Linked DNA regions of Homo sapiens: region 2 is linked to region 1. A link is an interaction called in ENCODE POLR2A ChIA-PET data of the cell type or tissue named here. Cell type or tissue: Caco-2. All regions are shown on one strand. Links, peaks and the distances in the headings refer to the core of each region. The heading gives the core; the rest is flanking DNA.

What was found. ChIA-PET counts read pairs that join two places held together with the same protein. Peaks named below come from ENCODE experiments on the same cell type or tissue, not always from the same donor. Only the 100,000 strongest peaks of a DNase experiment are listed, where the experiment ranks them.
Region 2: POLR2A ChIA-PET joins it to region 1 with 9 read pairs; 2 of 35 experiments call an interaction of 5 or more read pairs at or near these places.

What each region holds. Positions count from the first base shown.
Region 1 is chr17:38,876,137-38,890,941 of GRCh38, forward strand. It overlaps LASP1 (LIM and SH3 protein 1), which reads left to right. Exons shown (of 7, transcript NM_006148.4): 2 at 1,950-2,044; 3 at 14,284-14,368. Among named protein-coding and RNA genes, the nearest start is that of LASP1, 13 kb to the left of the region's middle. RefSeq lists silencers at 1,619-1,698, 8,130-8,179 and enhancers at 3,790-4,372, 5,540-6,122. In Caco-2, for the core only: no CTCF peak of the experiment used is centred there; a DNase peak (open chromatin) is centred at 9,415.
Region 2 is chr17:39,407,657-39,422,461 of GRCh38, forward strand. It overlaps MED1 (mediator complex subunit 1), which reads right to left. Exons shown (of 17, transcript NM_004774.4): 14 at 12,061-12,262; 15 at 7,588-7,683; 16 at 7,370-7,475; 17 at 1-3,065. Among named protein-coding and RNA genes, the nearest start is that of FBXL20, 13 kb to the left of the region's middle. In Caco-2, for the core only: no CTCF peak of the experiment used is centred there; no DNase peak of the experiment used is centred there.

The DNA.
Region 1 (14,805 bases), core at 4,577-12,576:
CCCTCCAGGCTGCCACGTGGAGCCTGTTAGATCGTTTCTCTTTTTTTTTTTTTTTTTTTTGAGACAGAGTCTTGCTCTGTCACCCAGGCTGGAGTGCAGTGGCACAATCTTGGCTCACTGCAACCTCCACCTCCTGGGTTTAAGTGATTCTTTTGCCTCAGCCTCCCAAGTAGCTGGAATTACAGGCATGCGCCACCATACCCGGCCTATTTATTTATTTATTTATTTATTTATTTATTTTTGAGATTAAGTCTCGCTCTATACCCCAGGCTGGAGTGCAGTGGCATGATCTCAGCTCACCGCAATCTCTGCCTCCTGGGTTCAAGCGATTCTCCTGCCTCAGCCTCCCGAGTAGCTGGGATTACAGGCACGCCGTCACTGCACCCGGCTAATTTTTTTGTATTTTTAGTAGATACGGGGTTTCACCATGTTGGCCAGGCTGGTCTTGAACTCCCAACCTCCAGTAATCCGCCTGCCACAGCCTCCCGAAGTGCTCGGATTATAGGCGTGAGCCACCGCTCCCGGCTAGATCTGTTCTCTTTCTGTCATCACTCTCTTCCCTCCGTCGGCCACCCTGGATGGGCCCTGTGTCCCACATTCTCTTTTTTTTTTTTGAGACGGAGTCTTGCTCTGTCACCCAGACTGGAGTGCAGTGGCCTGGGTTCACGCCATTCTCCTGCCTCAGCCTCCCAAGTAGCTGGGACTACAGGCACCCGCCACCACGCCTGGCTAATTTTTTTGTCTTTTTAGTAGAGATGGGGTTTCACCATGTTAGCCAGGATGGTCTCGATCTCTTGACCTCATGATCCGCCCGCCTCGGCCTCCCAAAGTGCGGGATTACAGGCGTGAGCCACCGTGCCCGGCCGTGTCCCACATTCTCACACGCATGAATGGATTGGAGCTGTGGTTGGCACAGTGAAGCCCCTCTGCACCCCAACACACACAATCTCCAGTGTGAGCCCTGACCCCCTCGGCTAAGGTTCACACCTGCTGTGCCCAGCACCTGACATCTGAGTGCTCAGAGGTGCCAAGTGCTGTGCTGAGGGCTTTGAAGGTGATTTCTCCTCAGTCCTGGACAATCCCAGGAGGGCCAGGTGTTATTACATCCATTGTACACACCAGGAAGTGGGCTCCTCTGAGGTGCAGGGCCCCGCCCAAGGCCATACAGTTAGTGGGGTAGAGCTTTGATGTCCACTATAGGGGTGTCCACCTTCAAGGCTTTGAAGTAGAGCCCTTCAGTGCCTCAGTGGGAGACCCGCTGCCGGGTGCTCTCCTGCCCTCCTCCTGGGGTGGGAGAGGATGAGGGAAGGGTAGAAAGGATGTGTTGTGTTGACAGAGCCTGGGACACCCAGCCCACTCCTCTGGCCAGGCATCCCACAGGAAGTGGGAGGTATCGGAGCTGTAGCACCACCTGGGGCTCATGTGGGGCTGGTGGGTGTGCTGGGCCCTGGTACAGGAGCTAGGAGCACCTGGGTTCTGGGCCTGGGTGTGTGGGGGCTGGGCCTTCCTCTTCTGAGGCCTTGGTGCCACCAGAGGAGCTGCTCCTTCATGTTCAGCGGCTGCTCCCTAGCAACCCAGCGCAGCTTTGCATAAGCAATGAGGCCTCGCCAGCTCTGGGCAGGAGGGGTTCCCTGGGGAGGGTGGAGCTGACTTGGGGGCTGCTGCCACTGCTATAACTGGGCTCTTCCCCCCTGTCCTTCATGCCTGCCTGTCTCTTCCTCCTGGGTTCAAATGGCCCATTGGTGGAGGATGAGGAAGGAGAGAGGGGAGGGGAGTGCCAAAGCCTGTGACCTGAAATGCCCCCAGCTCACCTGGGATGATTCCATGTTCTCCCCACAGCCATGGGCCTAGGACAGTCCCAGCAGCTCCTGAGTGCCCCTTCCTAGGGCCTGAGCCCCTTTTTCAGAAGTCCTGGTATCTGATGTATGTCCTCCTGTCTCCATCCCCAGTTCTGGCATAAAGCATGCTTCCATTGCGAGACCTGCAAGATGACACTGAACATGAAGAACTACAAGGGCTACGAGAAGAAGCCCTACTGCAACGCGTGAGTCCTGTTCTGGGCAGGGGGCTGGGTGGGCACCTTGGCTCCCTCCCCGAGTGAGTTCTTCCTTTCCTTCCAATAACCGCAAGGTGACATTGGCGAACACTTCCATCCCCTACTTGAACATCACAGTTTGTCCTCACAACAGCTGAATGAAGCAAGCACTTTTTATCCCCATTTAAAGTGCTTTTATCCCCCATTTAAAGTGCATTTAAAGTACAGATGAGGAAACTGGGGCTTAGGGAAGGGAAGAGACTCTCAAGGTGGGATGGCTAGGGCAAGACAGGCTCTAACCCAATTTCGGGCAGTAAGGCGAGCACGTTTCTTTCCACTGTCCCCTGCTACAAAAGAGGGGGCTTTCCTCGTGGTCTTTCAAGAATGAGTGACGTGTCTGTTGTATTTGGGGTTGAGGACTTTGTTCTGTTTACCTTCCCTTATTTCTCTCCTCAAAATCGACAGTTTCCTTCTCTCACCTGGGTACTTCTAGGCTTTGGGGGCTCCTTCCTCCAGTGGTTCCTTCAAGAAAACTCTCTGGAAGCCTCATGCCAGCCCTTTTGGTGTTCATTTTTTGAGAATGGGCAGGGGTGCATAAAGGGTGTTGCCTGGGCCAGATAGATCTCTTCCCTGCCTGGTGAGGGAGGCTGTGGAGACTGTTTCTTTTGAGTATAGTCATCTTGAGTATAGTGCAGCTCTGTTCCTTCTGCACTGGGACCTGCAGCAGCTGACGGTAGGGAGGGAGTATAGAGGTGGGGTCCCCCATCCCAGAGCCTGGAGGAATACCTCCCCTCCCATCCCATCCCATCCCATCCCATGCAATCCCAGAAAGTACAGCAATTTTCCATCTTCCAATTGACCTTGTGAGTAGCAAGTACAAACTCAGTGTTGGGGCCTCACAGCCGCCTCCACCTGCGAGGTGGAGGCTTTGGAAGGTCAAGTCACTTATAAGTAATGATGTAATGATAATTTCTTTTTCTTTTAATTTGCTTTTTTTTTTTTTTTTGAGTCAGAGGACTCATCACCCAGGTTGGAGTGCAGTGGCGCGATCTTGGCTCACTGCAACCTCCGCCTCTTGGATTCAAGCGATTCTTGTACCTAAGCCTCCTGAGTAGCTGGGATTACAGATGCATGCTACCATGCCCAGCTAATTTTTGTATTTTTTAGTAGAGACCGGGGTTTCACCGTGTTGGCCAGGCTGGTCTCGAACTCCTGACCTCAAGTGATGCACCGCCTCAGCCTCCCAAAGTGCTGGGATTACAGGTATAAGCCACCTCGCCCAGCCTTAATTCGATTTTTTTTTTAATTTTAACTTTTTTTTTTTTAACTTCAACCAACTCAAGTAATGGTAATTTCAGTGTTCACATGAATTTAGGATCTGACTTGAGTCCAGTTTTTTTTTTTTTTCTCTTAATTCTCAGTCAGGAGGCTCTTTGCAGCTGAAGTTCACCCAGGGAAAAAAAAATTTGGGACTTGTCTAAAAAGGGGGCTTAAACCTCCAGCCTTACCCCTAACCTTACCCCAAACCTTCCTTGCTTCCTTACCCCCTCCCGTTCCCTGGCTAAGACCACTCTTTCATCTTTTTAGGGGCTCGCTCATTCAGCAGACATTTATTGCCTGCCTGCTGCTATAATACATACTAACCTGCACCAGGTGCTGGGAAAACAGATTCCTGATAAAAATCTCAAGCCCAAGAAGCAACATGAAGTTGTCCCTTCTGGAAGAAGGAGGGCACTGGGCAGGTTATCTGGGTAAAGGAAGGGTTGCAGCTCTGTCCTGGCCCCTCCTTCAGCTGCCCCTTCTCTTCTATTAATTTCTACTGTTCCTCTTCCCCCTACCAACCCCTCCCACCCCCACAAGGGAAATGGGACATTCTTCGAATTCTTAAGGGCTCACACAAGCCCTGGTTCTCTGCCACTTCCTCCCTCCATTGGGTAGTGGGGTGGGGTTCAGAGAAGCCAGGGCAGTTAACCCCTCCGTTGCTGGACCACCTCAGGCTAGATTCTGAGCCTCCGCCCCAGCACGCAGAAGTCTGACCGAGCCTTGGAGCCCAGTGACTCAAGCAGCCTAGAATTCAGTGAGCACTGGGAGCTGGAGAAAAATCAGAGGCTTGTCCTTGTTTTCTCTGCGTTTTATCAGCCTCATCCAAAGTTCCAGCTTACTGTTTTTACTGTCTTCTTGGGAAGCTGCCACAAGGTTGGGTGGAGGGCTCCTGCAGGGACTGGGGGAGCCAGAAGAGGCAGATCAAGGTTTCTTCTCTGGGTGATGCTTCCAACTTGCAGAGGCAGAGGTTCCCCTGTCTCCCTCCTGGCCTCCAGCCAAAAGAAGCAGGTTGGCCTCTCCATGTTTCCTCCAGCTTTTGTAGCCCTAGCCTCTGCCATGCCTCATTGACCTTTGGCCCAGTTGGGATGTTTCCTGGGAAGGAGCCTAGTGAGAGAGACCTGGGGGCTTTGTGACCCAGCTGTGTTTCACTTTAGCTGTAGTAGCACCTCCTCGCCCAAGGCAGTCATTCTCCCTCCCCTGCATCCACTGGGCCAAGAAGTTACCCGTGGGGATTCTGGGATGAACCAGGTGTGGCGCCCGCTTGCAAGGAGTGCTCTCTGGACGTGTCTGAGCCTTGGTTTCCCCATGGTTAAAAATTCCTGCCCAGGAGGCCTGGCATAGTGGCTCACGCCTGTAATCCCAGCACTTTGGGAGGCTGAAGCAGGTGGATCACTTAAGGTCAGGAGTTCTATCAGCCTGGCCAACATGGTGAAACTCGTCTCTACTAAAAATACAAACATTAGCCAGATGTGGTGGTGGGCACCTATAATCCCAGCTACTCAGGAGGCTGAGGCAGGAGAATTGCTTGAACCTGGGAGGCCAGGGCTGCAGTGAGCCAAGATTGCCTCTGCACTTCAGTCTGAGCGACAGAGCGAGACTCCATCTCAAAACAAACAAACAAACAAACTAAAGATAAAAAAAAATTCCTGCCCAGGGATGTTGGACCCTAGACCAAAGAGGATTTATTGAGCTCTTGCTATGTGCCAGACGCTAGGCCGAGTGTTTGCTGTCATTCCCTCCTGCTTTCTTACTTTTTTTGTTTTTATTTTGCTTTGGTTTTTTGGAGACAAGGTCTCCAAAAAAACTTCGTCCTGCTCAGTCACCCAGGCTGGAGTGCAGTGGAGTGATCATGGCTCACTGCAGCCTCCACCTCCTGGGTTTAAGTGATCCTCCTGCCTCAGCCTCCCTAGTAGCTGGGACCACAGGCATGTGGCGCCATGCTAATTTTTAAGTTTTTTGTAGAGAGGAGGGCTTGTCATACTCTTGGCCTCAGGTGATCTACCTGCTTTAGCCCAGCCTCCTCGTGTTTTCTTCCTGCCTCTGGTCTTATCCTTGAGTGACATTCAGGTTCCTGAATCCTGGGTTTACCAGGGTACAGCTTTCTGCCATTTCTGTTCTGGTCTTGCTTTGTGGACCACAGGCCTGGCTTCCTTCTCTGAAGCATCACGTGCTCCATGCTGGGCCAAGCCCAGTGCAGGACCCGTAGGGGCACGTGGTTTCTTCTGGCACTTTGCCAGGGAGTTGGGCCCACCCAGTGAGTGTGTGAGTTTGGTGTGCAGGGAGGCCTCTATGTTCTGCCTGTCTCTGGCTAGTCTCTGAGGGGAGCTAGGATCTTGCAGGGGGCTGGTCAAGAAAGAAGAAAGCTATCTTTCCCTGTGGTTTCTCAAGATTCAGATTTAAGCTCTAGAAAGTGACTGTAAAGTAGGCAGTGAAAAGGCCTCTTCTGTTTCTGTCCTTGCATCAGACTTGTTTGGGGGAGAGGCAGGGGAGAGAACATAGGCCAGAGCTCACTGCCAGCCCACCTGGTGTGGCGGACCCCCACATGCGTGCAGTTACACACATGCCTGGTGTGTAGGCAGACACCCACGCCGGTGCTGGGGCGGGGGAGGAGGACTTGGGAGCTGGACTGAATGGGCTGTGTTTGTGTTTCCACCTTCAGGACTGCAGCCATGCAGCCAATGCTGTGGCAAGGTTGAGGGTGCACTCCCGGCTTCTGCACAATAGCCAGTGGTGGAGGAAGAACTGCTAATAGAATTCTTTTTGTTTGTTTTTTTTGAGACGGAGTCTCTGTCGCTCAGGCTGGAGTGCAGTGGTGCGATCTCCGCTCACTACAACCTCTGCCTCCCAGGTTCAAGCGATTCTCCTGCCTCAGCCTCCCAAGTAGCTGGGATTACAGGCACCTGCCACCATGCCCGGCTAATTTTTGTATTTTTAGTAGAGATGGGGTTTTTCCATGTTGGCCAGGCTGATCTGGAACTCTTGACCTCAGGTGATCCACTCGCCTCGGCCTCCCAAAGTGCTGGGATTATAGGCATGAGCCACTGCCCGGCCCGAATTCTTTCTTGAAGCTTCTGGGTGGGTGGAGTGAGCCTGCTCTTGGTGAGAGAGATATTTAAGAGAGATATTTATGCCCTCCATTACTTGTTTTGTAAACTGGATTTTCCAAAAGTGGGGCAGATCAGTCCACACGCCCAGGCTTAGCATAAACCTGCATCGTTGTCTCCCTGCAGATAGTCTAGAGTACTGCCTGTTCCCTCCTCTTTAGGGCCCTACTGACAGGAGGCAGGGTTGCCAGCCAGGGAAACCAGCTTGTGAGGTGTCAAGTGGGAGGTGGGCATGGGCTGGGGAAGGAAAATTGGGGGACTTGGTTGCACCTTTCCCCTCTTCTCTGACTGCACATATTTGGGGTTCATTCTCCAGTTTCCTTGAGCTGTGGGGTAAGGACTGAGGAGGGTAAAGATGTCCCTGATTCTGGGGAGCCAGGAACTATGTTTCTGCCCCTTCCCTTAGGCATCAGATGGGAGTAGGGTGTGGTCTGTGTCAGACAAGGCTGGGTGCTTAAGTGTCTCTGGATTCTAGCAAACTGTCTTTAATCCCAGCTGCTTTTAAAAGGTGGGGCAGGGTTGGGTGCAGTGGTTTATGCCTGTAATCCCAGCACTTTGGGAGACTGAGGAGGGTGGATCGCTTGAGGCCAGGAGTTCAAGACCAGCCTCATCTCTACAAAAAATGAAATAAATTAGCCGAGTGTGGTGGTGTGGGCCTGTGGTCCCAGTTACTTGGGAGGCTGAGGCAGGAGGATTACTTGAGTCTGGGAGGTTGAGGCTGTAGTGAGCCCTGATTGCACCACAGCACTCCAGCCTGGCAACAGAGGGACACTCTGTCTCTAAAAAATGTAAAAATGAAAATAAAAATAGGTGGAGCAGGAGTAGGCAAACCCCGCACTGGGGCCCAGGGCTTTCCCTCCTTCCCAAAATTGTCTGCCTCTAACTGGAAAAATGGGGACTAGGGATGACAGTGTGGGGGAGGGCAAGTGCAAATGGCCAGCCCAAGTAGCCAAATGTGGCCTCCAGGTAGCCCTCCCACCTCACTTACCCCCAAATCCCTGTCCTTCAGGCCTCCTGGAGCCTGAGGGATCACTTTGCTTCCTAACACCTACGTTTTACAGATGAGGAAACAGGCCCGCGTTTCCATGCCTTACTCAACTTGCAGAATTGTTTCTCTTCTATATTACCGACAGGGGCAGGCTTTTTTTTTTTTTTTTTTCTTTTCATTTTGTGTGCAATCTGATGGCTGGTAAGTTCTTCCTCAAGTCTAGCCTTGATCTTTTTGACTGCTCTTTTTTTTCCTCTGATTGAACAATGCCTCCTTGTTGCTTCCTATCGCCACCACTTCAGCCCCTTAGGCCTGAGGGGATGGACGGGTGAGAAACTGGGTTAGCAGGGAGCCCTCCCTTCCCGCCTGTGGGCAGCCTTCCCAGTAGGGGCTTTTGGAATCCGCAGCTCTTTCTAGAGGCAGGATGTGGGGGCTGTTTTTTTTTTTTCCTTTTGGTAAAACCAAAAGCTCCTTGTTGCTTTTGTTGATGTCTTTTTGTTCCTCCTTGAACACAAAGCTGTGGTTTTTGAAGAGATCCAAGCCTGGAACGGGCGAGGCTCTGTGTAGAAAGGGCGCTGGGCTTTCGGGTTCGCTATCCTGTTCTTCTGACCCTGGAGTGTGGCTGATGGCAGGACTGGAGAGTGAGGCTGGTGGCTGACAAGCTGTCCCTGTCACCTGTGAGCCCGGAAACCTTGCCCCTGTAGTCCCACCAAGCAGGAAGGCCACCCAGAGGTCCTCACAGATAACCCCTCTCCTGGGACACAGGGCCTCTTCAGTATCATATCCTTTTTTTTTTTTTTTTTTAATTTTTATTTTTTGAGACAGAGTTTCGCTCTTGTTGCCCAGGCTGGAGTGCAATGGCGCAATCTTGGCTCACTGCAACCTCTGCCTCCTGGGTTCAAGCGGTTCTCCCGCCTCAGCCTCCCAAGTAGCGGGGATTACAGGAGGCCGCTACCATGCCTGGCTAATTTTTTTGTATTTTTAGTAGAGACGGTGTTTCACCATGTTGTCCAGGCTGGTGTCAAACTCCTGACCTCAAGTGATCCGCCCACCTCAGCCTCCTAAAGTGCTAGGATTACAGCGTGAGCCACCACGTCCGGCTTTTTTTTTTTTTTTTTTTTTGAGATGGGGTCTCTCTCTGTCTCCCAGGTGGAAGTGCAGAGGTGTGATCTCGGCTCACTACAACCTCCGCTTCCCGGGTTCAAGGGATTTTCCTGCCTCAGCCTCCTGGGTAGCTGGGACTACAGGCGTGTGTCACCACGCCCGGCTAATTTTTGTATTTTTAGTAGAGACAGGGTTTTGCCACGTTGGCCAGACTGGTCTTGAACTCCTGACCTCAGATGATCCGCCCGCTTCGGCCTCCCAAAGTGCTGGCATTTCGTGCCCGACCTGTATCATATACCTTTGAAAAGTTCAGAGGGATAGGCAGCTCCTAAGCAGGTGTGGCTGAGAGGCCCCAGAATATCTCTCATAATGGCCGAGCTTGGAAACGAGTTGGGTTTGAAGGATGAAGTGCTTTGTTTTGCACCCAACCTGCCAAGCACATCTTTCCCCAGAACTGAGTGCTGGAGGTGGCTGGGGTCCATCTGGCCTCCCCTTCGCTGTCTGGGCAGCTGTGGTGTAGAGGAGAATGCCTTGGGCAAGGTCTCTGTCCTTGACACTGGACCTCAGTTTCTTCATCTGTAAAACGGCACAATGAGAATGCCAGCCTAAAGCTGTGTGGTGGGTTTTGAGAGAGAATGTGCACAGGACTCAGTGTGCCAAGATGTTGCTTTGTGTCTCTGTAAATTGTCCTGAAGCCCGAGGCTGCTGCCAATAGCTGCCTGTTTGCCCTGCCCTATCCCTGTCCAGTCCCTGTTCCTGCCCCGCTTCTTCCTGTCCTACATGCCTCTCCCTGCAAACTCCCCAGAGCAGCTGATAGCAGGGAGGAAGGGTGGGTGGGGCACCTGCAGAGAGCCCACCACCCACTTGGAATGATTAACAAGGGGCCAGTACAGGCTGGCCTATGGGACAAAGGACAGCTGTGCTCTGGACTCTGCCCTGCACCCAGCTGATCACCTGTCCCTCATTCCTCGCCATGGCCCAGTCTGTCATGGGGTTGGGTTCCAGCGGAGTCACCAGCTGGGACGGGTGGCCCCTGGTCTGTCTTAGCACCCATGTTGGCATGCACACATTTCCAGCCATCCCTGCTGGGATCTAGGGGTAATGGATGGGATGGGCAGGAAGGGAAAAGGTAGAATTCCCAAAAATTGTTTCTGGAGGGAGGTCAAATCAGTTGGAGCTTTCTTTGAAGCCCGGCATGCTGGTGGGGGGAGGGGTGCAGCACTGATGTTCTCATGCCTTTGCTTCTAGAAACAAACCCGTGACACTTGTCCTCCTCACCTAAATTATCCAGAAAGATCCTATAGACACAGTCTCCTGACTTTGCCCTCATGGGCTTCTCCTTAGTTGAGGACCCCCTTGCTGTCTGTGCCTCTTCCTCAACCCCCGTAGACCTCTCTCTCTCTCTCACTCATTCTCTCTCACTCGCTCTCTCACTCTCACTCTCTCTCTCTCTCTCTCTGTCTCGCTCTCGCTCTCTCCTCACTCTCTCTCTCACTGTTGCTGCTCTCCTGCCTGGAGCTGAAGATGAGGTTGCCATGGAAACCTGAAGCGTAGTGAGCCGGGAGAGGGAAAGGCAGAGTCGTCTCGCCAGGGCTGGGGGCTGGGGACTGGGGACTGTGGGCTGTGGGGAGGGGACAGGGTTGACCCAGCAAGAGGAATATAGCCCAAGCTGTCTGCCTGCCTTCCTCTGCCTGGGGTTGGGCTTAGTGGGCAGGGGAAGGAGCTTGGAGGCTCTGGAGTGCCTCTTTAATCTAGTTAATCTGATGCAGGATTAAAATCCTCCCTCACTCCTGCCAAATTAAGCTGAGCTCACATCTGGGCTGGCTCACCCCCACTTCCCTTCTGATGGGATTAGCACTCCAGCTGTCGGGGGCTGAGACTAGGGGGAAGGGTGCTTCTGAAGAGGATGAAGTACCTGCCAACCCCACCCAAGGTGCCTGCTGCATGTTGGAGGGGCTCCCGAGACCGTCTGGTGGGTGTAGGGTGAGCAGAGGGACACAGTGTGGGGTGCAGGGGGTGTGTGGACATGGCCTCAATGCAGCTGCTGCCTGGGTGTCTTGGAGGCGCCCATCGGTGCAGAGGGCACATCTATATATTCATCGTGTGTGAGGCACAGTGCAGTGTGTGTAGGAACTTCAGACTGTGGAATGGGTGGGGCACGTCAGGTGCACCTGTCTGGCGGTCTTTGGGCACTGGAGCTGGCCTCTGTTTTATTTATTTATTTAATAAAAACAGGCTCTCGCTCTGTAGCTCAGGCTGGTCTCAAACTCCTGGCTCAAGAAATCTGCCCTCCTTGGCCTCCCAAACTGCTGGGATTACAGGCGTGAGCCACTGCACCCAGCCTGGCCTGTTTTAACCCTGTGCATTCTGGCCAATGAGAAACCCCAGGGTTTTGCAGACCGGGTCTGGAGGATGTGTTTGCCCTGCTTGCCTCTAGCCCTCCCCATCAAATGCTAACCAGCCTCATCTTCTCAGAATTGAGTCTTCGAGTGCTGGGCCAGAGCTGCCCGGAGGTCTCCTCTCCCCCACCCTGCTTTTGCCACATGTGCCTCTACTTCCATGTGCTTGCCTCACCACAGCCCCTGCCCATACAGTCTGCAGAATGGCTCTGATGTTGGGAGGAGGGTCGTCTCGTCTCTGAAGCGCTCCCTCTTAGGGCCTCAGGGCCTGCCAGCCCTGCTAGAGATCTTCCCTTTCTGGTCTCTAGGAACAGACTCGTGGTTGATCATCCCTTGGCCTGGAATTGTACAGGAACTTTGAAGGGAGCTCCTCAGCTGTGGGTGGCCCTGGCTGCACGGGGACGACCCCAGACTTGGCCACGTATTCATCACAGGCCACGTCTGTTGCCAGCTGCGGACACCTGTGTTTGCCTTTCCTCATCTTCCCTTCCTCTGCTGGAGGAACTGCGAGTCTGGGCTGACCTGGGTGGCCAGGACCCAGGTGAGGGCTGGGGGACGGGCACCGCTAGGATCATCTGGATCCGGGACAGTGAAACTGGCCCAAGGGAAAAAGGATTTGCCAAGGTCACCCAGTAAGTCAGTGGCAGGGCCAGAGCCCTGCACTGGGCCCTGTCAAGTTATGCTCCTTTGATTGAGGTCTCCAAATCCTGAGCCCTGCCCTTCACAAGTGGTGGCCTCAGGGGAAGTCGCCTGTTTACAGGTAGCTCTGATGCACGGCCATGTGGGCGGCAGGAGAACATGCCGAGCAGAGGGGCAGCTCGTTCTTAGCTCTCGAGTGTGTCAGTTTTGGGTGGAACGTGCCTAGGAAGAGGTCCCAGGAGGCCATCTATGGCTTACCTGGGTGCAGCCTGTGAGTCAGGGATCTGCAGGGGTCATAGCTGTGGTGGGCTGTGGTCACCCAGGGCTAAAAATGGCCTGACGGGCTCCGGCTTGGAGAAGCCACCCACCAGTCCCTGAAGTAATTGGGGCCCATGCAGACCCCCAGACATTTCTCATAGCAGCACATACACACAAACCACATGGCTCAGAGCTGCCTGTCTCTCCTGCAGCTGGTTTGCTAGGGGACCTTGTGATGAGAGAGGGATGGAGAAGGGCTGAGTTCTAGTCCTGCACCAGCTTCAATTCCTGGCGTGACTTTTTTTTTTTTTTGAGATAGAGTCTTGCTCTCGCCCAGACTAGAGTACAGTGGCGGATCTTGGCTCACTGCAAGCTCCACCTCCCAGGTTCAAGTGATTCTCCTGCCTCAGCCTCCTGAGTAGCTGGGATTACAGCTATGCGCCACGGTGCCCGGCTAATTTTTGTATTTTTAATAGAAACAGGATTTCGCCATGTTAGCCAGGCTGGTCTCGAACTCCTGGCCTCAAGTGATCCACCTGCTTTGGCCTCCCAAAGTGTTGGGATTATAGGCGTGAGCCACCATGCCCAGCCTGACATTTGTTTATTCAACAAATATTTACTGAGCATCGCCTACTATTCTAGGAACTTGAGATAAATCAATGAACAAAAGAGACCCCAAAATCCCTCCCTTCATAGAGAAGTAGTGGAGAGAGAAGACAATACATTGATGTGATAAATAAGTTAATTATGAAGACTGCTAAGGGAGAAGTGCCTGGTGCCAGCACACCGTTTCCTCCTCTGAAATGAGGGAGTTGGACCAGAGTCTTCTGGAGGTCTCTGCAGGCTCTGAGGGTTGCCGTGGCTTCGGCTGCCTCCAAGCCAGGCCCTCTTCCTGGGGACCAGGCTGTGCTGGGCCTGGAAATTGGCGGCTAAGTTCAGCATGAACTGAAGAAATCGTCTGGGCGCAAATCTGGATCCCTGTGTGTCTTGGCCATGTTGTTTAACCTCTCTGGCCTCAGTTCTCCCATCTGTCAAAGGGGTACGCTGAATACCAGTCACACAGGTGGCTGTGAGAATTCGGTGAACTAGGGCACATAAGCCCTTAGCACAGGGAGAACATTCACTGTTTGTTTTTTTTTGTTTTGTTTTGTTTTTTCTTTTTGAGACGTAGTCTGGCTCTGTCACATAGGCTGGAGTGCAATGGCAGGATCTTGGCTCAGTGCAACCTCTGCCTCCTGAGTTCAAGCGATTCTCCTGCCTCAGCCTCCTGAGTAGCTGGGACTATAGGCGCACGCCATCACACCCGGCTAATTTTTGTATTTTTAGTGGAGACCGGGGTTTCAGCATATTGACCAGGCTAGTCTTGAACTCCTGACCTCGTGATCTGCCCGCCTCGGCCTCCCAAAGTGCTGGGATTACAGGCATGAGCCACTGCGCCCGGCCTAATTCACTGTTGTTACTATAGATTGAGCAGCCCTAATCCAAAAATCCAGAGTCTGAAGAGCTCCAAGATGCAAAGCTTTGAGTGCCGACGTGATGCCACAAGGGAAAATTCCACACCTGGCCTCATGTGATAGGTCATAGGTCAAAAAGCAGTCAATAATTTTGTTTCATGCATAAAATTATTTAAAATATTGTATAAAATTACCTTCAGGCCATGTGTATGAGGTATATAGGAAATGGTCCCATCCCCAAGATGTCTCAGTATGGATATTCAAATATTCTAAAATCTGAGAAAAAATCCAAAATCTGAAACACGTCTGGTCCTGAGCATTTCCAATAAGGGATACTCAACCTGTATTTTACCTGTCACCCTCAGGTGACCTCCTTTTTTGTCCTCAAGCTGGCCTTCCCACCTACCCTCCAGTTAGGTTGGACCTTGTTAACCGTTTGAAATACCACTTTAACCGTGTGTTTTCTCTCTCACCACTTCCTCCAGGAAGTCCCCCTGGATATGTGTGTCCCTTTGTTTTTCTGTCTCCCCCTTGCTCTCCTCTGCATGGTCGGTCTCCACTTCTGGTCTTAGCTGAAAGCTTAGTCCTGACTCACCTGTGCCCATCTTCCCCCAGCCGGGCCCAGTTGCCTCGACCTCCATGTGTGGTAGGCACAAGGCATGGATTATCCCCAAACAAGGGTAACCTTCAACCCTCAGAGAGTGGCCCAGTGGCCATCCTTTCGCTCAGGACAGTTCTCCTTGGCTGGCCCATCACTGATGCCTGCTGCGTCTTCCCAGGTCAGCCAGTCCCAGCTGAGTCTGAGAAACGCTTGTCTCCCCTCGGCCTTGGTGGTGGACACTGAAGTCCTCCTGTGGGGCCGGGCCAGGGCGTGCCCAAGCATAGGACGAAGTTCCCAGGAGGGCATGCTCTGTGAGAAGCCCAGAGGCTCCTGCCCCTCCCCCAGAGTCACCCCCACTCTGTTTTTTCTGTCCTGCAGACACTACCCCAAGCAGTCCTTCACCATGGTGGCGGACACCCCGGAAAACCTTCGCCTCAAGCAACAGAGTGAGCTCCAGAGTCAGGTGAGGGGCTGGGCGGTGCTGGGGCCTGGCAGGGAGGGATGCTGGGGAGGGAAGTTGTAAGGTCGGCATTTGGCAAGAGTACCTTCCCCTGCGGTTACTCTGCAAGGCCAAGGTGCTGAAATCCTAGCATTGCCTTTAATCTTGACCCCACCCCTGACTTTATCAAAGGAGCAGGGTAGAGCGTTCTCCCACTTCCTACCTAGAGGGGGTTGGAGAGGTGTGGGTGTCTATTTGAGCCCGCTCTGGGGCTCCCTAAAGCCTACCTCCTCCAGGAAGCCACTCTCCCCTCCCTCTTCCCCATTCACACTCACCCACAAAGGAGGGGTTTGGGGAGGACCAGGGAATTTGCCCCTCCAGGTCATGCCAGTCTGAGGCTGGGCAACCAACCCTCTATAGCCGCGTCCCAAACCTCCACCCACTGAAGGGCAAGGTGTGAA
Region 2 (14,805 bases), core at 4,636-12,635, 530 kb after region 1:
TGTCTCGGTCTTTGTCCCGGTCTCGGTCCCTATCTTTGTCTTTTACTTTCTTCTTTTCCTTTTTGTGCTTCTTATGTTTCTCTGTGCTGTATTCTGGAAGTGGTCGGATACCATCGTCTGAGCTGGGACTATTCTGATAAGATTTCTCTGCTATGGAGGAGCCTGACTCACTTTCACTGTCCAGATTCTGGGGGGTATATGCTGGTGACTTACTATGGCTGGGAGAGCCACGCTCATGCTTTGGAGTGGAACCACTGATGAGTGGAGAGCCATAGTTTTTAGAAGAAGCCATTTGAGGCCTAAGCCCTTCTCCACTACTTTCCCCAGGTTTCTGCAAAGTCACTTTGGCTTTAATGCTAGGGGAGCCTCCATCATGCTTACTGATGATAATTTTTGCCACACCTGTGCTCCCCACATTTTTTGACTCTGAGGTCTTCTTAGAAGAATCCACTGAACTCCCGGAGGTGGAAACCTTTGATTTGTCTTTATCACTTTTCTCACGCTTGCCCTGAAACTCTCCTCCTGACATGTTATGTTTGGAGGACATAGGATGGCTGGAAGAATTTGTGCTCACCCCCATCTGGCCGTCCAGTGGGTCTTCACCCCCAGGGCCACTGGTGACAACCCCATGCTTCAGTTTATCTATGACAGCTGTCAAGGACGGCTTCTTGTTTCTGCTGGGAGATTTTCCTTTAGAACTCCCATGCTGGTTCTGAGAGGATGACATGGAAGAGCCACTTGAGGAAAAGGAGGAGGAAGATGCCGTACAGGAATTAGATGATGGGGGAGTTTTCTGGGACAACGAGCCTGAGGATCCTAACCCTGAAGATGACTTCATGCCAGAGCTTGAACTAGTTCCAGACATATGAGAACCACCAGAACCTGAACTGATAGGGGACTTGGCTTTAGAGGATGGAGGAGTTCCAGGAACAGGCTTCATTGGAGAGGCAAGCTTGTCAGAGCCTCCAGGTGGCCTTGAATGAGAAGGGGATATGTTTGGTTTACTTAAAGAAGGATTCATAAGTGATGATGGCTTTCCTTGAGGTTTCATCTTGGTGCTGCTAGAGCCACTGCTCAGTCCATGCTTGGTTATGGGAGAGGAGCCTGGCTTCCCCCCAGACTGGGATGAATTTTTGGACTGGCTAGATCCAGAAGACCCCTGGCTAGAATACATACTGCTACTTAACTTGGAACTTGATGAACCTTCTGATTTACTGCTTTTCATCTTCCCTGAGGTGGAAGCAGATGAGGAAGAGGAGGAAGAATGGCTATGGTGGCTTTTGCTGCCTGAGGAAGACACAGAACCACTGCTGGTATACTGACTGTGAGAGGAAGGCTTGCCCACCATCACTGTTCCCTTAGGAATCTGAATAGTGATTTTGGGAATGGGTGGTGTGGCAACACCTGGGGGAGTCTGAGATCTTCCTGCACTGCCTGGCGATTTAGATCCACCTGTACTGGTAGGTGGGGTAAAAGGTCTGTTAGAAGAACTATGAGATGGAGACTTTCCCTCAGTGTCTGCCTTCTTCCGCTTTGGAGGCTTATCTTTGCTTTTCCCATCATTAGAAGGGGTCCGACTGCGCTTCCCTGGTTTGCTGTCTAATCCGGGCCCCGAGAGAGTACTATTACTGGTGCCATTGCCTTCCTTTACCCTCTTTTGAGTCTTTTCTTTCCCTAAGTCCCCAGTGGTCAGTAAAGGACCCTGACTACCACTGTGATGCTCCATAAGATCTGCAGGAGCTAAAGCTTTGCCGGCTACTGAAATAATACTGAAATCAACTGTGTCGGCTTGGTTATTGCCCTTAAACTTGGTCTCCCCATTATCACCTCCAAGCATTGGCACCCCCAAAGTATTTAGTGCCTGAGATGCAAATCCTTTGAAATCATCATTATCCCCACTTTGGCTGCTTTCATCAAAATATTCTTCTCCAAAACCACTTTGGCTCTGGCTGTTCAATAAATCAGGATTGAAATCTACTCCATCATGAAAAAAATGATTGGTAGGAGAGTCACTACTGGGGCTTCCAGCAGCATCTGCAATAAGATCAGCTGGATCAGTGTATGGATTTTCATTATTGTTAGTTTGAAAGACATCAGAGTCAAACAGGGTACTCTGAGAATGCCCAGAGCTTGAAGAATCTCGAAGAGGGGTGCCAATGGCTGGGCAATCATCACTAGTGCTGGGAAGTTTAGAAGCTTCTTCTGCAATGTCTGAAAGGATGTCAGTTACATCTGGGCCAATGCTGTCTGAACTGGATAGTCGGACCATCCTTTGAATACTGGGTTGGGGGTGAGGTACTGGTTGTGGGTAAGTTGTTGGGGGAGTGCTACACTGGCTTGGAGCTGGAGTGATGTGTGGCGTATCCAGCGTGTCAGCTGTCATGTTGACATCAAAGATAGGGTTCTGTGAGTCAACATCCATTGAAAATAGCTCCCTCTGAAAGTCATCTTCAGTCTGGTGCTTTGGTTTCTCAGGTGGTAATCTTGATGACTTCTTTTTCTTGGTCTTGTTGCTCCCCGAGCATATTTCCATGCGGGGTGAGCCGGAAGAGGAGTTCTGCCTTTCTAAAGGGCTGCTTCCATAAAGGGTTGAGAAATCCTGGGCAGGATTATCTTTAAGAAGGTTCATGAGCATCGGGTGGTTCTTGGTGTTGCCGGCCATCGAAGAGACAGGTGGCGGCGTGTGATGAGGAGGGGTCGGACTCGAGCCAATGGTAGACCCCCCGTTCCCTGTGATTTGCAACAAACTGGTAAGAATTGGGTTCTGAGACACCTTGCTGAAGTCCTCCCCATGGCCCACCGACTCATGCCGATCTTTGATGCTCATGCTCATATTAAACAAGGTGGTAATGGGACCCCCCGGAAAGGTGTTGGTTGGTGTAGTGGTACCACTCATTGGGTTGTTGCCTGTGGTCATGCCATACCCTGGGCTGCTAGCCGGGGGCAGGTTCTTTTTCACCATGTCTTCAACTGTCTCTGCAATGAGGGACAGTGCTGGGGTGTCGGCTTGAATGGTTTCAGCTTTCCTCCGAATAGCCCTCATCGTCACAGGGATGGACATACATCTGCAAAATAAAGAAGAAAACAAAGTTAACATTGCAATAGCTGCTGAATGAGACCTGAGATTTAGATATAACATCAGAGTTTTGCAGTAAGCAGTTTTCAGGTAGGGCAAATAATCTGTAAGACAAAAATAGTTCTATCAAATACCAGAGCTTTGGGTAAATACATTCTAAAAATCTAACCCAACATAAAATTGTCAACCTCTTATGAATCACACAACAAAAGCAAACTATAAACAAGAGTCCAAATAATTGAATTTCAAACTTAACTAAAAGAAAATTGGTAATAATGGAACTCAGTAAGAAAATGCCTCCTTAGGGGCCGGGCACAGTGGCTCACGCCTGTAATCCCAGCACTTTGGGAGGCCAAGGCGGCTGGAACATGAGGTCAGGAGATCGACACCATCCTGGCCAACATGGTGAAACCCCGTCTCTACTAAAAATACAAAAATTAGCTGGGCGTGGTGGCGCGTGCCTGTAATCCCAGCTACTCGGGAGGTTGAGGCAGGAGAATTGCTTGAACAAGGGAGGCGGAGGTTGCATTGCACTGAGATCACACCACTGCACTCCAGCTTGGCAACAGAGTGAGACTCCGTCTCAAAAAAAAAAATGCCTCCTTAGGTCGGGCGCGGTGGCTCACTCCTGCAATCCCAGCACTTTGGAAGGCCGAGGAGGGTGGATCACTTCGGGTCAGGAGTTTGAGACCAGCCTGGCCAGCGGGGTGAAACCCTGTCTCTACTAAAAATACAAAAAATTAGCCAGCCGTGGCGGTGCACAGCTGTAATCCCAGCTACTCAGGAAGGGTAGACAGGAGAATCACTTGAACCCAGGAGGCAGAGATCGCAGCGAGCCAAGATCGTCCCATTGCACGCCAGCCTTGGTGACAGTGCAAGACTTCATTTCAAAGGAAAAAAGAAAATGTCGTCCTCTGGGGGGCTTCATATGGTAATTACAGGGATACATAATTTATTTTAATTAAGGAACCATTAGAAAAATCTCCGCCGGTCAGAGTGGCTCACGCCTGTAATCCCAGCACTTTGGGAGGCCGAGGCGGGTGGATCACAGGGTCAGGAGTTTTGAGACCAGCCTGGCCAACATAGTGAAACCCCATCTCTACTAAAAAAAAGAAAAAATACAAAAAATTAGCTGGGCATGGTGGCAGGTGCCTGTAATCCCAACTACTTGGGAGGCTGAGGCAGAATTGCTTGAACCCGGGAAGCAGAGGTTGCAGTGAGCTGAGATTGTGCCATGGCACTCCAGCCCAGGTGACAGTACAAGACTCCATCTCAAAAAAAAAAAAAAGAAAAGAAAAATCTCTTGACCCATTAAGTACTAAACCTTAATGACTTAGATCATCCCAAACCTACACTATTATAAAAAGTGCTATTTCTGTTATAAATCTTGTTTATTTTAAAGCAAAGCACTTTTTATTTTCCAGATAAATTTATATTCATAAACCTCAGTTTGCAAACGTTTTGCTCTAGAACATATGTCAGCAAATTTTTTTTTCTTTTTTTTTTTTTTTTTGAGACGGAGTTTTGCTCTTGTTGCCCAGGCTGGAGTGCAATGGCGCGATCTTGGCTCACTGCAACCTCCACCTCCCAGGTTCAAGTGATTCTCCTGCCTCAGCCTCTCGAGTAGCTGGGATTACAGCCATGCGCCATCACGCCCAGCTAATTCTGTATTTTTAGTAGAGACAGGGTTTCTCCATGTCAGTCAGGCTGGTCTCGAACTCCTGACCTCAGGCGATCCACCCACCTCCCAAAGTGCTGGGATTATAGGCGTGAGCCACCACACCCAGCCAGCAAATTTTTCTTTTTTTTTTTTTTTTTTTCTTTGAGACAGAGTCTCGCTCTGTTATCCAGGCTGGAGTGCAGTGGCATGATCTTGGCTTACCGCAACTTCCGCCTCCCAGGTTCAAGCAATTCTCTGCCTCAGCCTCCCAAGTAGCTGGGATTACAGAAGCCCGCCACCACGCCCAGCTAATTTTTGTATTTTTAGTAGAGATGGGGTTTCACCATCTTGGCCAGGCTGGTCTTGAACTCCTGACCTCGTGATTTACCCGCCTCAGCCTCCCAAAGTGCTAGGATTACAGGGGTGACCCCCGCACCCGGCCGCAAATTTTTCTTATAAGGCCATATAGTAATCCGTTAGGCTTTGTAGGTCTTGTTTCCTGTTCACCTACTCTGCAATATTAACTAGAAATCTGCCACAGACATGTAAATGAACAGCAGTGTTCCAATAAAATTTATTTACAAAAATAGGCTGCCAGACCCAGCTGTAGAAAAATCTCAAAAAATTACATATTAATGGTTCTGGGATGCATACTGGCTTAACTATCACGTAACAATTAAGTTGGCTTTTTGTTTGTTTTGAGATGGCATCTTGCTCTGTCTACCAGGCTGGAGTGGAGTGGCACAATCTCGGCTCACTGCAGCCTCCGCCTCCCAGGTTCAAGCAATTCTCCCGCCTCAGCCTCCTGAGTAGCTGGGATTATAGGCACCTGCCACCACACCTGGCTAATTTTTATATTTTTATTTATTTAGTTAGTTTGTTTGTTTTGAGACAGAATCTCACTCTATCACCCAGGCTAAAGAACAGTGGCGCAATCTTGGCTCACCGCAACCTCCGATTCCCAGGTTCAAGTGATTCTCCTGCCTCAGCCTCTCAAGTAGCTAGAATGACAGACGGATACCACCATGCTCGGTTAATTTTCGTATTTTTATAGAGATGACATCTCAACATGTTGGCCAGGCTGGTCTCGAACTCCTGACCTCAAGTAATCTGCCCGCCTTGGCCTCCCAAAGTGCTGGATTACAGGCATGCACTGCCACGCCCAGCCTAACATTTAAGTTGTGAAATCTGCTCAGGCAGACACAGTGGCTCACACCTGCAGTACCAGCTACTCAGGAGGTCTAGGTGGAAGGATAACCTGAACCTCGGAGGTCAACACTTCAGTGAGCCGTCATCACACCACTGCACTCCAGCCTGGGTAACAGAGTGAGACTCTTGTCTCAAAATAAAAAAATAAAAGAATAAAAAGATAAAAATGTCACATCTATGAAGAATTGGCACACAGGATAGGTAAGAAAAATATCTGTATTTTATTATGGCTTTCTCCTGCCTTAAAGTACCATAATTCCAGGCCTGAAGTTACCTACTTTACTTCCCATTACTCTCATAGTAATATCATTAAAAAAAAAAAAAAAAAAAAAAAAACAAAGCTGGCTGTGTGCAGTGGCTCACGCCTGTAATCCCAGAACTTTGGGAGGCCAAGGCAGGCAGATCACCTGAGGTCAGGAGTTCGAGACCAGCCTGGCCAACATGGTGAAACCCCGTCTCTACTAAAAATACAAAAATGAGTCAGGTGTGGTAGCACATGCCTGTAATCCTAGCTACTCAGGAGGGTGAGGCAGGAGAATCACTTGAACCCGGGAGGCAGAGGTTGCAGTGAGCCAAGATTGTACCACTGTACAATCTGGGCATCAGAGCAAGACTCCATCTCAAAAAAAAAAAACAAAGCTTAGATTACTTTGAATCCGAAAGCAGAGAAGGGTGAAATCAAAGCAATAACTAAATTGCTCCTTTATTTGAAATTCATGCTAATTCTGAAAACAACATTTTTTTTTTTTTTTGAGACAGAGTCTCACTCTGTTGCCCAGGCTGGAGTACAGTGGCATGATCTCGGCTCACTGCAAGCTCCACCTCCCGGGATCATGCCATTCTCCTGCCTCAGCCTCCCTAGTAGCTGGGACTACAGGCGCCCGCCACCATGCCGGGCTAATTTTTTGTATTTTTAATAGAGACGGGGTTTCACTGTGTTAGCCAGGATGGTCTCAATCTCCTGACCTCGTGATCCACCCGCCTTCACCTCCCAAAGTGCTGGGATTACAGGCGTGAGCCACCAGGCCCGGCCTTTTTTTTTTTTTTTTTTTTTTTTTTTTTTTTTTTTTTTTACAACAAAAACAAAAACACGGAGTCTTGCTCTGTCGTCAGGCTGGAGTGCAATGGCGCAATCTTGGCTCACTGCAACCTCCACCTCCCAGGTTCAAGTTATTCTTCTGCATCAGCCTCCCGAGTAGCTGGTACTACATGTGCCCGCCATCGCGCCTGACTAATTTTTGTATTTTTAGTAGAGATGGGGGTTCACCATGTTAGCCAGAATGGTCTCAATCTTCTGACCTCGTGATCCGCCTGCCTCGGCCTCCCAAAGTGTGGGGATTACAGGCGTGAGCCACCGCGCCCTACTCAACAACATTCTTTATACATCTCTAAATGGGACTCAGATGAAAAAGGGCCAAGGCTACCTTTGAACAACTTTGGCAATGAAGTCATCTGTGCAGATCAGTGCATCCGACAGCCCTTTGTAGAGTTTACAGCTCACATGTGTTGAGTCCTGCACATCCATTACCACTGAAAGACAAAATACATAGGAAATTGTTTTAGATTTAGCTTCTGACTTTTCCAAAAAAGACATAGGGACCAAACCGCTCCATGAGAGGTGTTAGCCACCCACACAACTCACCACACACCAGGGAGTCATTCACAGGGTGCTGAAAAGATACGCTGAAACGAGACTCTGAGAGAGGACACACTTCAAATTGGAGAAGCCCAGGAGAATCTAAAAGGCAAAGAGAAAGATCATAAAACAACCAAATATAAGACTTCACACAGGCTGGGCACGGTGGCTCACGCCTGTAATCCCAGCAGTTTGGGAGGCCAAGGCAGGTGGATTACCTGAGGTCAGGAGTTCAAGACCAGCCTGGCCAACATGGCGAAACCCCAACTCCACTAAAAAATAAAAAAAAGAGGCCGGATGCAGTGGCTCAGGCCTGTAATCCCAGAACTTTGAGAGGCTGAGGTGGGCTCATCACCTGAGGTCAGGAGTTCGAGACAAGCCTGACCAACATGGACAAACCCCATCTCTACTAAAAATACAAAATACAAAATTAGTCGGGCGTGGTGGCACATGCCTGTAATCCCAGCTACTCGGGAGGCTGAGGCAGGAGAATCACTTGAACCTAGGAGGCGGAGGTTGTAGTGAGCTGAGATCGTGCCACTGCACTCCAGCCTGGGCAAGAGTAAGACTCCATCTCAAAAAAAAAAAAAAAAAAAAAAAAAATTAGCCGGGTGTGGTGGCGCACACCTGTAATCCTAGCTACTCAGAGGGCTGAGACAGGAGAATCGTTTCAACCTGGGAGGCAAGGGTTGCAGTGAGCCGAGATCATGTCACTGAACCCCAGCCTGGGAAACAGAGCAACACTCTGTCTCAAAAAAAAAAAAAAAAGACTTCACACAAATAACATTCCTTAAATGTACAGACTGAAATTCTCTCTCCCTCCTTGGAAACTAAATCGCACACTTTTTTCACATACAAAACCTACTATATGTCATCCACAGATGACAGAAGGAATCAGATTCCAAGGAACCTGCCAGTTTGTTATAAATTTCTCCAGAACAAAAGTAGCTAGACTTTCAATTTTCCAAGATGAAGAAACTTAATCCCTAAAATGTAAAAGTGAATTCTGAAAATAAAAGTGGCCGAGTGTCTCATTCTACTTGATAAGCAGATATCCAGAACCACTGCCATAAACTCTGCTTTCTATCAAGTGTTTGCAGCTGTTAGATGTGCAGCCCATAGTTTGGCAAGCAGAGATATAGAGGCTATAATCTAAAATAATGTATTTATTCCACATATATCTAGCCATCATCATATGTTCTTATGCCAGATGTGCTAGCAGCCTAGACACAAGGATCATATACTTTCTTTGTAAAAAGCATGCCTCTCTATAGGATTAGCTCCATAACTGCCTTATGAAAACTCATTTTTAAATGCCCTAAAGCTATCTGGAGACTTCTTAAGGCATTTTAACACATGAAACAGAAGTGCCACAACTTTGAACATATATGCTCTATGTTATTACTCCAACTACTAAAAATTTCTCATTTCTAAAGCAATTTTTATTTCCATGAGAAGAATCTCCTGGCCCAGCACAGTGGCTCATGCCTGTAATCCCAACACTTTGGGACACTGAGGTGGGAGGAATGCCTGAGGCCAGGAGCTCAAGACTATCCTATACAACATGGCAAGACACCATCTCTACAAAAAAAATGTTGCTGTATAAATATGTACACTGAAATAAAAAGTATAATATAAATTTCTTTAAAATTTGACTAGATGTAGAGGTGCATGCCTATAGTCCAGCGACTTGAGGAGCCTGAGGGAAGAGTATCACTTGAGCCCAGGAGTTTGAGGCCAAAGTGAACTATGACTGTACCACTGCTTTCCAATCTCGATAACAGAGCAAGACCCTGTATCAAGAAAAAAAAGTCCAGGCATGGTGGCTCACGCATGTAATCCCAGCACTTTGGGAGGCCGAGGCAGGCAGACCACTGAGGTCACGAGTTCAAAACCAGCCTGGCCAACTCGACGAAACCCCGTCTCTGGTAAAACTACAAAGATTAGCCTGGCATGGTGGTGGATACTTGTAATCCGAGCTACTTGGGAGGCTGAAGCAAGAGAATTGCTTGAACCCAGGAGGCAAAGGTTGCAGTGAGTGAAGATCACACCACTGCACTCCAGCCTGGGTGACCAAGCAAGACTCCGTCTCAAAAAAAAAAACAAAAAGGCCAGGCGTGGTGGCTCATGCCTGTAATCCCAGCACTCTGGGAGGCTCAGGCGGGCAGATCACGAGGTCAGGAGATCGAGACCATCCTGGCCAACACGGTGACACCCCGTTTCTACTAAAAATACAAAAAAATTAGCCGGGCGTGATGGCGGGTGCCTGTAGTCCCAGCTACTCGGGAGGCTGAGGCAGGAGAATGACGTGAACTCAGGAGGCAGAGCTTGCAGTGAGCCGAAATTGCGCCACTGCACTCCAGCCTGGGCGACAGAGCGAGACTCCGTCTCAAAAAACAAACAAAAAATAAATAAATAAAAATAAAAGAGATCTGATTTGCCTTCCCTATTTCTTATTGTCTATCACTGGCACTGACACATATCTATCAACAGAGCGCTTCTGACTTAAGATTTTTAAAATTAACTATGGTTAGCTAGAACAGCCAAAATTTACAGCAAAGCTTCTAATAGCCAACTGTCTTTGAAAATCATCAGCATTTACGCCGGGTGCCATGGCTCACGCCTGTAATCCCAGCACTTTGGGAGGCCTAGGAGGGTGGATCACGAGGTCAGGAGTTCGAGACCAGCCTGGCCATGATGGTGAAACCCCATCTCTACTAAAAAAAATTTAAACAATTAGCCAGAGGCTGACGCAGGAGAATCGCTTGAACCTGGGAGGCGGAGGTTGCAGTGGGCCAAGATCATGCCACTGCACTCCAGCCTGGGGAACAGAGTGAGACTCCGTCTCAAAAAAAAAAAAAAAAAAAAAAAAATTCATCAGCATTCCAGAATCCTGAGAGAAAAAAGAGCTAAACCTTCTTAAAGCTGTAAGATTAAGTTCTCCAAACAATGGGGAGAGAAAACATACTCAGAACTAAACCTGGGAAGCACTCTCCTAACAACCTAAAATTTAACCTAAAACTGGCCAAGCACGGTGGCACCTATTATCCCAGCACCTTGGGAGGCCTAGTCAAGAGGATCGCTTCAGCCCAGGAGTTACAGACGAACATGGGCAACATAGAGAGACCCTGTCTCTACAGAAAAAATTAGCCAGGCTTGGTGGTACATGCCTATAGCCCCACCTACTTGGGAGGCTAAGGCAGGAGGATCGCTTGAGCCAAGGAGGTAGAGGCAGCAGAAAGCTGTTATCATGCCACTGTGGTTCAGTCTGGGCAACAGAGTGAGACCCTGTCTCAAAAAAAAAAAAGCCTCTCTCACTACAGCATTCCAAGTTCTACCTTATGTATATCTGCTACAGGGTACAGCCCCTAAAATACCCAGTTACATTACTATGTTCAGAAAAAGAGTTAAGAACATTGCAAAAAGCAGTGGTCTCCAAATGCTAGTCTACAGACTGGTTCCATCAAAATGATTTGTGGAGTTTAGATTCCCAACTCTTCCCACTGAGATTATCATTCAGTTCATCTTCGTGTGGAAACACAGCATCTGTGATTTTTTTTTTTTTTTTGAGAGGGAGTCTCATTCTGTCACCCACACTGGAGTACAGTGGCATGATCTAAGCTCAGTGCAACCTCCGCCTCCTGGGTTCAAGTGATTCTCCTGCCTAAGACTCCCAAGTAGCTGGGACTACAGGTGTATACCACCACACCCAGCTAATTTTTGTATTTTTAGTAGAGACTGGGTTTCACTAGTTGGCCAGGATGGTCTCAATCTCTTGACCTTGTGATCTGCCCACCTCGGCCTCCCAAAGTGCTGGGATTACAGGCACAAACCACTGCACTCAGCCTGGTGTTTTGTTTTTGATTCAGGGTCTTACTGTGTTACCCAGGTTGGAGTGCAGTGGTGCAATCTGAGCTCACTGCAATCTCTGCCTCCCAGGCTCAAGCGACAATCCTCCTGCCTCAGGATCCCGAGTAGCTGGGACCACAGGCGCACACCACCACAACTGGCTACTTTTTTCTAGAGATGGGGTTTTGCCATGTTCCTCAGACCGATCTCAAATCATGGGCTCAAGTGATTTGCCCACCTTGGCCTCCCAAAGTGCTGGGATTACAGGCGTGAGCCACCACACCTGGCCATCATCTGTAGTGTTAAAAGCTCCACATGTTTGAATTTTTTTTTTTTTTTGAGACAGAGTCTTGCTCTGTCACCCAGGCTGGAGTGCAATGGCATGATCTAAGCTCACTGCAACCCCCGCCTCCCGGGTTCAAGCGATTCTCCTTCCTCAGCCTCCCAAGTAGGTGGGACTACAGTCGTGCACCACCACGTGCAGCTAATTTGCTTGATTTTTATGCCAAATATGAAAAAAAAAAAACTTTTTTTAAGTTCTACAGGTGATTCTGATGGGCCACCAATTAAAGAACCACTGGAGAAGTAAGTTTCCATCTTCCAGTAAGCATATCAAAGGAAAGGCAGTACCTTCTTTCAGAATAGTTCTTTTGACACAGCTTCCAATGAGGGTGTTATAGGCCACTTGGTGTCTGATCAGATTTAGGATAAGAGGAACTCGGCCAGGGTGCTGAAAGGTGATTTTGCTAACAAGGGTTCCCTGTAGACTTCGGCCATCTGGAAGAGGAGCATCCTTGTTGAGGAAATAGCAGTGCTGCTGACCAGGAAGAGCCTGGGCAAAAAGAACAGTTAACGAGTGCTATTTAGTTACCTATTGTATTCCAACCACAAAGTATCCTGAAAAAACCTACTACTCAAAAAAGTGCAGAAAAGTCTCCACAGTGAATGTTTTCATCAGCTGATATTATAAATGTCAATCAATTACTAATTAGGCTGAAAAGATGTCTTTTTAGTAAATGCACTATGCTAGTGATTTCCTAACCTAGCTAACATAAAAACTACCTCAGAAATCTGTATTAAAGAGGTTCCTAAACCATAAATGCAAAATCTCTTTTTTTTTTTTTTTTTTTTGAGACAGAGTCTCCCTCTGTTGCCCAGGCTGGAGTGCAGTGGTGCGATCTCGGCTCACTGCAAGCTCCGCCTCCCGAGTTCATGCCATTCTCCTGCCTCAGCCTCCTGAGTAGCTGCGACTATAGGCACCCGCCACCACGCCCGGCTAATTTTTTTTGTATTTTTAGTAGAGACAGTGTTTCACTGTGTTAGCCAGGATTGTCTCCATCTCCTGACTTCGTGATCCACCCACCTGGGCCTCCCAAAGTGCTGGGATTACAGGAATAAACAACCACGCCCGGCTGCAAATTCTCTATTTTTAATAAAACACCTATATAATAATAATGCAGCCAGAATTTGGTAACCACTACTTTAGTCTATTGTAAAAGATTCAGATAAATACAAGTCCAGATGAGGTTTTGGAACGTTCCCTTATTATTATTATTATTACTTTTGAGACAGGGTTTCACTCCCATTACCCAGGATGGAGTACAATTGTGCAATCTTGGCTCATTGCAATCTCTACCTCCCAGGATGAAGCCCCTCAGCTTCCCGAGCAGCTGAGACTACAGGCATGAACAACCACATGTGCCTATTTTTTTTTTTTTTTTTTTTTGAGACAGAGTCTTGCTCTTGTAGCTCAGGCTGGAGTGCAGTGGCACGATCTCTGCTCGCTGCAAGCTCCACCTCCCGGGTTCACGCCATTCTCCTGCCTCAGCCTCCCAAGTAGCTGGGACTACAGGCGCCCGCCACCACACCCAGCTAATTTTTTGTGTTTTTTAGTAGTGACGGGGTTTCACCATGTTGGCCAGGATGGTCTCGATCTCCTGACCTCATGATCTGCCCGCCTCGGCCTCCCAAAGTGCTAGGATTACAGGCGTGAGCCACCGCTCCCGGCCACATCAGCCTAATTTTTGTATTTTTTTTTTGTAGAGACAGGATTTTGCCGGAGGATGAGGCAGAAGAATCGCTTGAACCTGGGAGGCAGAGGTTGCAGTCAGCCGAGATCGTGCCACTGCACTCCAGCCTGGGCACCAAGAGCAAAAAAAAAAAAAAGAAAAAAGAAAAGAAAAGGACAGGCAAGGTGGCTTGCGCCTGTAATCCCAGCACTTTGGGAGGCGGAGTAGGGTGGATCTCAAGGTCAAGAGATAAAGACCAATCTGGCCAACATGGTAAAACCCCGTCTCTACTAAAAATACAAAAATTATCTGGGCATGGTGGTGCACACCTACAGTCCCAGCTACTCAGGAGGCTGAGGCAGGAGAATCACTTGAACCTGGGAGGCGGAGGTTGCAGTGAGCCGAGATCGCGCCACTGCACTCCAGCCTGGCAACAGAGCTAGCTAGACTCCATCTCAAAAAATAAAAAAATAAAAAAGAGAGGATTTTGCCACGTTGCCCAGGCTGGTATTGAACTCCTGAGCTCAAGTGATCTGCCTTGCCTTGGCCTCCCAAAGTGCTGGGATTACAGGTGTGAGTCACTGTGCCCAGCCTCTTAATTACTGCTTCCAGCATTTTCCTCTCTGTAAGTACTTTCAGGATCTTTCCAGATTCTAAGCTCATGGCACTTGAAAGAATTAAACAGTAAGAATTTATAACACCTAATTATGATATTCTAAAAGTTCAAAATACCATTAAGAGTCTGTCACCCCGCCAGGCAAGGTGGCTCACGCCTGCAATCCTAGCACTTTGGGAGGCCGAGGCGGGCGGATCACGAGGTCAGGAGATCGAGACCATCCTGGCTAACATGGTGAAATCCCGTCTCTACTAAAAATACAAAAAATTAGCCAGGCATGGTGGCAGGCGCCTGTAGTCCCAGCTACTCAGGAGGCTGAGGCAGGAGAATGGCATGAACCCGGGAGGTGGAGTTTGCAGTGAGCTGAGATCTCACCACTGCACTCCAGCCTGGGCGACACAGCAAGACTCCGTCTCAAAAAAAAAAAAAAAAGTCTATCACCCAAAATTTCTTTTTCTTTTTTATTTTTTTGAGACGGAGTCTTGCTCTGTTGCCAGGCTGAAGCGCAGTGGTGCGATCTTGGCTCACTGCAACCTTCGTCTCCCGGGTTCAAGCAATTCTCCTGCCTCAGCCTCCCGAGTAGCTGGGACTACAGGTGCATGACACCACACCCAGCTAATTTTTGTATTTTTTTAGTAGAGATGGGGTTTCACCCTGTTGGCCAGGATGCTCTCGATCTCTTGACCTCGTGATCCACCTGCCTCGGCCTCCCAAAGTGCTGCTGGGATTAGACATGTGAAACACCACGCC